Regions from separate parts of the Homo sapiens genome. Here region 2 is linked to region 1. Evidence: chromatin contacts called from ENCODE POLR2A ChIA-PET data. All regions are on one chromosome and are shown on one strand. Each heading gives the region's core, a stretch centred on a gene start or an enhancer-like site at or near the end of the contact. The rest is flanking DNA. Distances are from core to core; before and after follow the strand shown. Region 1 holds the start of PIGS (phosphatidylinositol glycan anchor biosynthesis class S). Region 2 holds the start of STAT5B (signal transducer and activator of transcription 5B).

Region 1 (5,848 bases), core at 1,943-4,442:
ATGCCAGTATCTGCCAGCAGGTGTGTGTGTTGGGAGGGTGGTGAGCTAGGTGCCCTGTATGCCTGGTGGGGAGAGAGTCACAAGGCTTTCTTCATCTCCCCTACTGCCCCTCCCAAGCATCTCTGCTCTTGCCTGCAGAATGGCATTGTGCCTATTGTGGAACCTGAAATATTGCCTGATGGAGACCACGACCTCAAACGTTGTCAGTATGTTACAGAGAAGGTGAGTCCACACCTGGGCACACAAACATACTGCAGGGACAGCTCGGCAGGAGTGTCTGTTCCCCAGAACCCCCAGCTTAGATCCAGGCACACTTTCCCCTAGCACTTTTTCACTTCATCCCGGCACAGGCCTGTGATCTGAGCCTGTACTGAGCCCTCACAGTCTGTGCCCATCTACCCCTACATAGGGAGCATCGAGCAGTAACCAGTGGGGGCCCAGACCCTTAGTAAACCTCCTCTAATCCCCACCCAGGTCTTGGCTGCTGTGTACAAGGCCCTGAGTGACCATCATGTATACCTGGAGGGGACCCTGCTCAAGCCCAACATGGTGACCCCGGGCCATGCCTGTCCCATCAAGTATACCCCAGAGGAGATTGCCATGGCAACTGTCACTGCCCTGCGTCGCACTGTGCCCCCAGCTGTCCCAGGTACTACCCAGCTCCCTAACCTGCTCCTATCCCTAAGGCCCATCTTCAGGTCCTTCTTGTGGCCTTCAGGGGTTCCCTATCCTGGAAAAATTGGGAGTGACCAGTCAGTTTGTCTTCTCTCCTCCACACTAGGAGTGACCTTCCTGTCTGGGGGTCAGAGCGAAGAAGAGGCATCATTCAACCTCAATGCCATCAACCGCTGCCCCCTTCCCCGACCCTGGGCGCTTACCTTCTCCTATGGGCGTGCCCTGCAAGCCTCTGCACTCAATGCCTGGCGAGGGCAACGGGACAATGCTGGGGCTGCCACTGAGGAGTTCATCAAGCGGGCTGAGGTTGGGAGCTACAGGTGGTGGTGGGTGGGGGCAGCACCCAGAGGCTATAGCCTGGGCAGGGCTTGGCACCTGTGGGCTGGCTCAGCCTGCTTACTCCACGCTCCCTTTTGCAGGTGAATGGGCTTGCAGCCCAGGGCAAGTATGAAGGCAGTGGAGAAGATGGTGGAGCAGCAGCACAGTCACTCTACATTGCCAACCATGCCTACTGAGTATCCACTCCATACCACAGCCCTTGGCCCAGCCATCTGCACCCACTTTTGCTTGTAGTCATGGCCAGGGCCAAATAGCTATGCAGAGCAGAGATGCCTTCACCTGGCACCAACTTGTCTTCCTTTCTCTCTTCCCTTCCCCTCTCTCATTGCTGCACCTGGGACCATAGGATGGGAGGATAGGGAGCCCCTCATGACTGAGGGCAGAAGAAATTGCTAGAAGTCAGAACAGGATGGCTGGGTCTCCCCCTACCTCTTCCAGCTCCCACAATTTTCCCATGATGAGGTAGCTTCTCCCTGGGCTCTCCTTCTTGCCTGCCCTGTCTCCTGGGATCAGAGGGTAGTACAGAAGCCCTGACTCATGCCTTGAGTACATACCATACAGCAAATAAATGGTAGCAAAACATTCTACTTTGCCTGTCTGTTTTACACATCAAATTCCCACCTCCCAGTTTCTGATCTCTGCTAATTCTATCTCTGGGCCCTCTGACTCTGGAGGTGGAGAGGGTGGGATTTGAGTCTTACTGGGCTTCAAGTTATGGAGGAAGGGCACATGCAGTCACCATCCCCAGCTCAGGCTCTTGCTCTCTTGATGTCCAAGTCTGGAGTGGGGCAATGAGGAAGACTGCAAGTCTTCTAGGGACTGCCACATCAGTGGCACTGGGCTGCAGCTACAGAAGTATGGAGTGAGGCCAAACTGGCAACTCCTGAAGGCAGATTTGTGCAAGGCTCAAAGCAGGGAGGCAGCAAGACAGGCTGGGATAAGAGTGGGTGGGAGTCTCTCCCATCTCGCAGTGTTAAGCCCAGCTGGGACCTGGTACCTTCCACTAGGGTGAGCCACACCAGTAAGGGCAAGCGAGCACCTGGACTCCCGCCCAAAGAGGAAAACCAAGGCTCTGCGGGCTGCCAGGGCTGAGCAGGGCATCTAGGAGGTTGCCAAGGGCTATGGCCCATTTTCATTTGGGGTAGAAGTGGGCACAAAGGGAGCCAATTGGAGGGTCTGGGTAAGGACAGCTCTGGTGAGGCCTGATGCTGAACTTTAACCACTGGGCTGGGTTGTGAGGTAGGCTGAGAACCTGGGTCTAAGCAGATAAAAAGAAGAGATAACAAGCTGCGTGTGTTCTGTGTCAACTGGGGAGGCTACAAATGCTCCACCCTGTGTGGCCTGACTTTATAATAACAAAAATAGCTTGCACATAGCACCAACCCTGTTCTAATCACTTTATATGTACTGACACATTTCATACAACTCTATAAAGTAGGTACTATTACTATCATCCCTATTTTAATAGAGAAAACAGGCACAGATAGGCACAGAACGATCTTCTCACGATCACTCACCTAATAAGTGATGAAGCCAGGATTTGAACCGCAGTGATCAGCATCTAGAGTCTGGGCTCATGACTTTTCAAGATTTTTAAGTGAAGTATTCTGAGTTTTCCAAGTTGGAAATGAATTAAAACGTATTTTAAAATAGCGAGAGAGCCAATTGTGCTAAAACATACTAGCTTGCTACCTCCGTGTTTGAGGCTTTGAGGAGAGGGCACCCTAAGAGGAGTTCTACGATAAGGATAATAAGACCGTGACAGTTGACGTTGAGGGCTTTCCGTGTGCCAGGCTCCTTACAAGAACGGCCTCATTTATGTAAATATCTCCATTTTCAGATGAGCCTCGGAGCTGCCTGTAGTTGCCCAGCTAGTATTTAAGGACTGCAGAGGTTGCGCTCTTGATTGCGGGGCTAGAAGTGTGTTCTACAGGGAAGCGGGGAACTTCGTTCCAGCAGCGCCGAAACCCGCACGGCCCCTAGGCTGTCCCTCCGCGCCCGGGTGACTTCCTTTCAGATCCCCAGCGAAGCTCCCAGCGGAGCCCTCCCACCCCTCGCCCGCTTGCTCCCGTCTGCGGGTCTGGAGTAGCGCTCGCGATTGGCCCCGATCACCGCCGCGGTCCTGCCCCCTCGTTGCAGAGATTCCGATTGGGTGAGGCTCACGAAGCTCTGCCCCCACGGTGGCCGGAGCAGCCGGAAGCTAGCATGGCGGCCGCCGGGGCTGCGGCTACACACCTAGGTGCGGTGGGCTTCGGGTGGGGGGCCTGCAGCTAGCTGATGGCAAGGGAGGAATAGCAGGGGTGGGGATTGTGGTGTGCGAGAGGTCCCGCGGACGGGGGGCTCGGGGGTCTCTTCAGACGAGATTCCCTTCAGGCTTGGGCCGGGTCCCTTCGCACGGAGATCCCAATGAACGCGGGCCCCTGGAGGCCGGTGGTTGGGGCTTCTCCGCGTCGGGGATGGGGCCGGTACCCTAGCCCGTTTCCAGCGCCTCAGTCGGTTCCCCATGCCCTCAGAGGTGGCCCGGGGCAAGCGCGCCGCCCTCTTCTTCGCTGCGGTGGCCATCGTGCTGGGGCTACCGCTCTGGTGGAAGACCACGGAGACCTACCGGGCCTCGTTGCCTTACTCCCAGATCAGTGGCCTGAATGCCCTTCAGGTGAGACTGCTGTGCGGGAGGGTCGGGGGACAGCCCCCCCGGCAAGGTGGAGACTCAGTGACGGCCCTGATGCTCCTTCCTGTAGCTCCGCCTCATGGTGCCTGTCACTGTCGTGTTTACGCGGGAGTCAGTGCCCCTGGACGACCAGGAGAAGCTGCCCTTCACCGTTGTGCATGAAAGAGAGATTCCTCTGAAATGTGAGTTACTGGGGATCAGGGCTGCTTTTCGCCTCTGAGCTCAGTTCAGAGCTGAGTTGGGTGGGAGGAGCGGGGGTGTACCATAAACGCAGTTAAAAACTTACTGTTGAAAGACCTCTGAATGAACAGTGTGTTTGGTCAGAAAAAAACTACTTTCAAATTCACAGTCACTAAATAGCAATTTTACTCGTAAGACAGGCTACCTAATCGGAAGCAGTTGATGCCCATCAGGGTATAGGGGAAGAGGTGGGATATAGTGGAAAGAACACAGAGTTTGAAATTAAATTGGATTTGCATATAGGCCCTATTTAGTTTGTTTGTTTATTTATTTATTATATTTTGAGACGGAGCTTCGCTCTGTCGCCCAGGCTGGAGTGCAGTGGCGCCATCTTGGCTCACTGCAACCTCTGCCTCCTGGGTTCAAGCGATTCTTCTGCACCAGCCACCCGAGTAGCTGGGATTACAGGCGCGCGACACTACGCCCAGCTAATTTTTGTATTTTTAGTAGAGACGGGGTTATGCCATGTTGGCCATGCTGCTCTCGAACTCCTGACTTCAGGTGATCCGCATGCCTCAGCCTCCCAAAGTGTTGGGATTACAGGCGTGAGCCACCGCGCCCAGCCCCTATTCAGTTTAACATTAAACACTTTACTGGGGTACTTTTTTTTAGGTACCAAGAATTTAGGAATGAATAAGAAATTGATAATGGTTTCAAGATGTTCATAGGTAGGGGAGAAAGATAAAATAAATTACAGTAGAAGTATACAAGAAACAGAGATTGCACTTAGTAAAGAGTATTAACCATCTGGGAGGAAAGAAAGGCAGAGAAAGTTTTGAGAGATGTAATTCTTAAGTCGGATTTTTAAAGGATGTGTAGGAATTCAGGTTAAGTGGGAAAAGGAGGGAGAGAATTTCAGGCAAAGTTAATAGCATGAGACAGTATAAGGATAGCTGATAGTTGTTGCTCGCTGTGTGCCAGAAACTAGGTGAAGCATTTTATATGTGTTGCCTCATTTAATCCTTTCTAATGATATGATCCCCATTTTATAAATGAAGAAACTGAGCCTTAGAGAATTTAACTTGTGCAAGGTCACACAGCTAGTAAGAGATGGAACTGGGATTTAAATCCAGGCCTGACTGATTCCAGTGTTCAAGCTTTTAACCAACAAACTATACTCCTGTGTGAAAGTGTGGCGGGGTGAATCAGCATATTGGGGGACCTATGAGCAGTTTTGCCTTACTGGAATGTGTAGTGAAAGACTGGGAATGACTGGAGATTTGGGCTGAGTCTAGAGCATGAGGCATCTGTGTGCCATTTACTTTTTTAGTTCTTTAGCCTTGGTGAAAACTTTTCTTTTCTTTTTTTTTTTTTTTTTTGAGAAAGGGTCTCTCTTTGTTGCCCAGGCTGGAGTATGGTGGCACGATCAGGGCCCACTGCAGCCTTGACCTATTGGGCTCAAGCGATCCTCCCATCTCAGCCCACCTGCCTTAATAGCTGGGACTACAGCCGCACACCATCACACCCAGCTGATTTGTTTTGGTATTTTTAGTAGAGATAGGGTTTCGCCATGTTGCCCAGGCTGGTCTCGAGCTCCTGGGCTCAAGTGATCAGCCTCCCAAAGTGCTGGGATTACAAGTGTGAGCCACCGCACCCGGCTGGTTAAAACATTTTTTTAAAAAAATGATATTTCGTATGGTTCAGCCTCTGTACACACACAAACTTCTGGTTTTCTTTCTTTTTTTTTTTTTTTTTTGAGATGGAGTTTCGCTCTTGTTGCCCAGGCTGGAGCGCAATGGCACGATTTTGGCTCACTGCAACCTCTGCCTCCTGGGTTCAAACGATTCTTCTGGCTCAGCCTCTGAAGTAGCTGGGATTACAGGCGCCTGCCACCACGCCCAGCTAATTTTTTGCATTTTTAGTAGATACGGGGTTTCACCATGTTGGCTAGGCTGGTCTCAAACTCCTGACCTCCAGTGATCCACC
Region 2 (5,848 bases), core at 1,952-4,451, about 14 Mb before region 1:
GGTCTCGAACTCCCGATCTCGGGTGATCCACCCGCCTCGGCCTCCTAAAGTGCTGGGATTACAGGCGTGAGCCACTGCGCCCGGCCCCCTTCAGGACATTTAAACTAGCGCCCTGTGGCTGCCACAAACCAGCTGGCTTGAGTCCTAGACCGCCGGTCTTGGGAAGAGGAGTATTCATCTTAGCTGCTACTAAACACCACAGTAGTAGTTAACCGCTATACAGTGCTTTACAGTGAAGCACTTTACATGTAGTAAACACTTATTTCCCGCAACCCGATGAGGTAGGTACTGTCTCTATCACCACATTACAAACGAGAAGATAGAGGAAAACACACTCAAGATTACCCAGCTCAAGGAATTGACAGAGTCTGGTTTGAGAACCTGTACTTTTTTTTTTTTTTCTTTTTTTGAGACAGGTCTCACTCTGTCGCCCAGGCTGGAGAGCAGTGGCACAATCATGGCTCACTACAGCTTCAGGCTGGGCACAGTGGCTCACAAATGTAATTCCAGCACTTTGGGAGGCTGAGGAGGGAGGGTTGCTTGAGCCATAAGTTCTTGAACAGCCCAGGCAATATAATGAGACCCTGTCTTTACAAATATTTTTTTTTTTTTGAGATGGAGTCTCACTCTGTCGCCCCAGGCTGGAGTGCAGTTTCGTGATCTCGGCTCACTGCAACCTCTGCCTCTCGGGTTCAAGCAATTCTCCTGCCTCAGCCTCCCCAGTAGCTGGGACTACAGGCGCGCACCACCACGTCCAGCTAATTTTTGTATTTTTAGTAGAGACAGGGTTTCAACATATTGGCCAGGCTGGTCTGGAACACCTGACCTCGTGATCCACCGACCTTGGCTTCCCAAAGTGCTGGGACTACAGGCGTGAGCCACCGTGCCCGGCCTACAAATAATTTTAAAAAATTAATCTGGGAGTAGTGGTGCACGTCTGTGGTCCCAGTTACTCATAAGGCTGAGGCAGGAGGATTGCTTGAGCCCAGGAGGTTGCCTTGAGCTGTGATTGTGCCACCACACCATGAGACCTTTTTCTGTGAGACTGTCTCCAAAAAATAAAAATAAAAAAAAATCATCACACCCTTGACCTCCCAGGCTCAAGTGATCCTCCCACCTTAGCCTCCTCAGTAGCTGGGACCACAGGTGTGTGTCGCCACACCGGGCTAGACCCTGTCCTCTTAATGACTGCATAGTCCTTGTAACCTCCATTTGCATTCCTAGAGCATAGCATTTGTTCCAAAAATATTTATTGAGTGTCTGTTCTGGGCTTGAACACGAGTAGGAGGATTTAAAAGTGAATAGCATATTGCGTCTGCCCTTGGGGACAGAGACAGAAACATGAAAACATGAAATTGTCCTTCAACACAAGAAGTGCTGTAATAGAGGCATGAATAACGCGGTGGGAAACAAGGAGGGAGGTCATGCTGCCTGAAGCAAATGTCACCGAAGGGCAGACATCAAGAAGGCAGGACATTCCAGGCAGAGGGAATAGCATGTGTGCAGGGATGAAAGCTCACAAGAAAGAGAAACATGAGTCAGGTGCGGTGGCTGATGCCTGTAATCCCAGCACTTTGGGAGGCTGAGGCGGGCAGATTACGAGGTCAGGAGTTCGAGACCAGCCTGGCCAACATGGTGAAACCCCGTCTCTACTACAAAAATACAAAAATTAGCCGGATGTGGTGGTGTGCGCCTGTAATCCCAGCTACTCAGGAGGCTGAGGAAGGAGAATCACTTGAACCCAGGAGGTGGAGGTTGCCGTGAGCTGAGACCGCACCATTTCACTCCAGCCTGGGCAACAGAGAGAGACTCCGTCTCAAAAAAAAAAAAAAAGAAAAGAAAAAGAAAAGATAAAAGAGAAATATGGAGAACATGGAGCACCTGAGTGTCAAAACATCATGGGCAGTAACTGTCAGGGAGATTGCCAGAGAGCTCGGGGTTGGTTGGCGCATCCATCCTGCTTCCTGCTTCCTTCTCTGGCCTCCAAGCTCCCTGAACCTACTCTGTGCAAAGCACTGTGCCAGGTGTTGGCCCAGAGTATGGGACTGCAGCAGTGGCCTGGGTAGCGGAGAAGGGTTTTTTGACCAGCTGGAGACCTTTGTGGCTGGTGTCATTCTGGAGGTGAAGAGAAGGCCGCTGGAAAGAGCTGCCCAGGGAGGACTATGGGAGAACTTGCAGCTCTGGGCCATCTCTGGACATGAACGTTTTGCATACACACAGGGGAGCTCTGTGTGTCTGAGTGGGGGCGGGAGGGGTCCTTCTCTCTCTTTTGGCCCCTGCAGCTTGGCTTCTGGAGCTTTCCTATGTCTTGCTTTAGTGCTAGCCCTTGGAGGGTTGCCAGGGAAACCGCTGGCCAGCTCCGGGAGATAGACGTAGCAGAGGAAAGGAGAGTGGGTGACTCAGCCTGGCTTCCCACAACCGCAACCCCCTCCTCAGCACGTGGAAAGGATCTGGGGGACCCCCTTCCCCTGGATCCTACAGATGACCCTGTTTATTCTTTCTTCTCTAGAGAGAGCAGTCCCTCCCGCAGCTCTGACTGGTGGGAGCCAGCCAGATTTTCCCAGGAAGGGAACCGGCCCCAGGCGCCCCGTCCCCCGTAGGTTCACCCTGGAACTCGGACAGGTGAATTCGGCCTGGGCGAATGTGAATTCCTGCCGTGCCCATGCAGGCGGCAGGAGCCCTGGCTGAGACGCCCTCCCGGGGGCAAACCCAGGATAATTATTGATCGGGGCCCCTGTGGACTTCTGACCTCGGCCTCGGCGGGAGAGGACCCGGAACGCGGGCCTGGGCTCCCAGGGAGAGAGGTGGGCGGGCCGCGGAGGGGGCCAACCAAAACGACCACGACAGTGCGCCCTAGCCCTGCTAGTGGTGGTCGACCCAACCCAAACAAAGCAGCATGTGCTTGCGGTGCGGCGTCGGCTAGGGAGCCGAGCCGGGAAGACACCCCACCGCCGCAGAAAGGGGGTGCGCGCGGCGCCGGCACCGGCACCGCCGAGCGCGCCGCCACCTCGGGTGTGCCGAGGGGGTCCGGGTCCTTCAAGGGCGGTCGCGGAGGGGGCGCGAGGGACAGCGGGCTAGCGAGCGCGCGCCGGGCGGAACCAGGAAGCGGGGCGCGCTCCGGGTTGCCAGCGGCGCGCGTCCCTGGGCCTCCGCGCGTGAGCGGCGCGCGCGCCCCCGCGGGCCCCGGCGGGAGGAGAGTCGGCGGCCGGAGCCGTCACCCCGGGCGGGGACCCAGCGCAGGCAACTCCGCGCGGCGGCCCGGCCGAGGGAGGGAGCGAGCGGGCGGGCGGGCAAGCCAGACAGCTGGGCCGGAGCAGCCGCGGGCGCCCGAGGGGCCGAGCGAGGTAGGAGCTGCGGGGCGAGCCCTGGGCCCGGGGCCGGGGGAGCCAGGCCGGGGAGCCAGCCCGGGCGGGGCCCGCGCTCCAGCCGCTCAGCCGCCCGTCAGGGCCGCGCCGCCGCCATCACTCCCGGGCCGCGGTGGTTGCGCGCTGGGCGAGGGGCGCGCGCGGGGAGAGGGGGTCCGGGTTGGCTGCCGGGGAGGCTGAGGGCAATGCGGGGTGCGCGAGGGGGACTTGCGAACGCCGCGGCGCCGCGGGGGGCGTGCGCTTTAAAGGCTGCGTGCGCGTGTGCTGAGTGGGTGTGTGGGGACCCCGCGCCGACCCCATAGGAGCTCAGGGGGCTGCTGTCAGCCGCCTCACACCTTCACGTTGCAATTCCGAATATCCCCAGCCGTCTTCCTTGCTTTAACTTCTTTCTTTCAAAAGAGGTTCCCGGGACTCCGGGGATGGGATGAGCCTGCGGGGGTGCCTGGTGCGGTGGGGGGTATTAGCAAAGCTTCAAGAAACAGGGCCTTATAAGGAATCAAGACAACAAATACGAACGTTTCGATAAGACTCTGGGGGGCGGGATCCCACATCAGGACCCGCCAGGCCTGGGCTCGTGCGTGTGGCCGTGGGATGCAGTGTGCTTTTTCTTTCTAGTCAGGGATAAAGGGTTAAAAGTGCTCCTGGTGTCGGGGGGTAGATATGGAGAGTCGGAAGGGGAGTTGTATCACAAAAGCTGGTCTGAGGCTAAAGGAATCTGGCAAGATGGTCGGGGTGAACAAAGAGGAAAGAACTCACACGGAGCAAGAGGCGGTTGCAAACACTTGTAGCCAGCAGTGATGGAAAAGCCAAAGAAGAAAACCAAGTGTCAGCTTTTAGAAAGACGGGATTAATGAAAAGCACAAGAATTTTAAAGACTAAAAGAGATACCGATTCTCTCTTTGCCAAAGAGCCAGAGTCAGTTCTTTTCTTCTTGGTCCCTGTGATCCCGCCATACCTCGTATCAAATAAATAGTGCCAAAAGTGGGTCAAAGAATGTTAGAGCTGGAAAGGAACCCAGCGATGATGCCATTCTTTTATTGTACAAATGAGGAAACTGAGGCCCAGATAGGTGGAGTAAGTGGCCTGCTCAGGTGACACGGCTGTTTGTTGAGTATCCAGGGATTGAAACTTCAAGGACTCTGAGATTCGTGCTCTTCCCAAAGCATCGTGCAGTATACAGATCTTTGCCTAGATACAATTCCATACATTTTCTCTGCAGTGTCCTCAGGGAATGCCCTTTGAAAGGGCCAGCGTGACACTGAATATCATACTTGGGCTTATGTCATTTTTTTCAGTCTTCAAGTGGTGTTTATGGTCTGCTTGGATCTTAGGTTTCCAAAGCTGTTGGATAGCCGCCTGGGCCATAATAAGCTTTCAGCTGTTGGGTCTACATTATTTCAAATAATTTTGTTATCTTTCAATTAAGGTAATAGAACTGTGCCTCTCTCCCCAACATTCTATTGTTGTCCATTTGCTTATGTTATATTGCGTTATGTTCATTGCCTGTGAGTTCCTAGGTGAGGATGTATTTTATTGAGTGTGCCTTTCATGTTTTAAAATTTCATTTTGTAACACTGTAAATATTGGAGTGGTTCTGATCACTTCAAATGGGGAGAATCTTATTGATTGATTTTATTTTAAGGCTTTGGGTTGTTTTGTTTATTCATTTGGGTACCAGTTTCCATCTCATGGAAGATCACAGTTGTTAGAATGGACATGGCTAAATAAGAGAAGGGGCTGCTGATTTTAAGAAAAACTTCCTATGTGACAATTTGTGGTATCTGTTACGTTTAATTCAAACAAGTCCACACCTTGGGTCAGGTAAGCGCGTTATCTAGGAGATGACTTGTTTGCTACTGTAGCCTCTGGAAGATGAAATTTCAAGCTCCAGATTGAGACACAGGGAAGGAATGGAGAGGTTTTTTTTTTTTTTTTTTTTTTTTTTGTAAAGCAAACCATCAGAAAAAAAAAGTTGATTTCTATCACCAGTAGTTTGGTTATTGCATAACTTGAAGCTAAACTCTGCACAAAATAATCTTTGCTATATACCCAACTAGGTAAACTATCCCACCTTCTCATCAGTTCTCACCTTTTCGGTGCTTGTATTTTTTGCCCACGGGATATTAATATGGATTGTGTTCAGAAATTTAAGGTGTGTACTTCATAGTATGTATGATTGTAGGAGAAAAATGTGCTATCATCGTTTGGAGTGTTACAACATAAATATTTTGGTCAACACTTCCTATCCTGCTCTGACTTTTCATCTCATCTCCATTTTCTTCCTCTCTTGATTGTTTTTATGTCATTTACATATGTAAAAGCCACATCAAGACTAAAGTTGCCATTTATTACTTTTTGATACTTAAGTCGAGTTTTTTCAAATCATAGTATTGTTAGTATTCAAATTGTCTGTAATTTTTGTTAGGCTTATATATTATGAATCCATTTGTTGTGGTTTATTTGGCTTGTTGTTATGTAGGTAG

Evidence for each region. ChIA-PET counts read pairs that join two places held with the same protein, here RNA polymerase II (POLR2A).
Region 2: POLR2A ChIA-PET joins it to region 1 with 12 read pairs in GM12878. The contact joins the promoter of STAT5B here to the promoter of PIGS in region 1. POLR2A ChIA-PET finds 5 or more read pairs at or near these places in 2 of 52 experiments (A673 and GM12878).

The regions. Positions count from the first base shown.
Region 1 is chr17:28,568,868-28,574,715 of GRCh38, reverse strand. It overlaps PIGS (phosphatidylinositol glycan anchor biosynthesis class S), which reads left to right and starts at 3,192. Exons shown (of 12, transcript NM_033198.4): 1 at 3,192-3,253; 2 at 3,528-3,667; 3 at 3,753-3,864. The coding sequence starts at 3,220. It overlaps ALDOC (aldolase, fructose-bisphosphate C), which reads left to right. Exons shown (of 9, transcript NM_005165.3): 5 at 1-20; 6 at 139-222; 7 at 475-649; 8 at 782-981; 9 at 1,095-1,596. The coding sequence ends at 1,190. RefSeq lists enhancers at 2,812-2,861, 3,552-3,671 and a silencer at 3,652-3,848.
Region 2 is chr17:42,273,744-42,279,591 of GRCh38, reverse strand. STAT5B (signal transducer and activator of transcription 5B) reads left to right here and starts at 3,201. Exons shown (of 19, transcript NM_012448.4): 1 at 3,201-3,344. RefSeq lists a silencer at 2,959-3,568.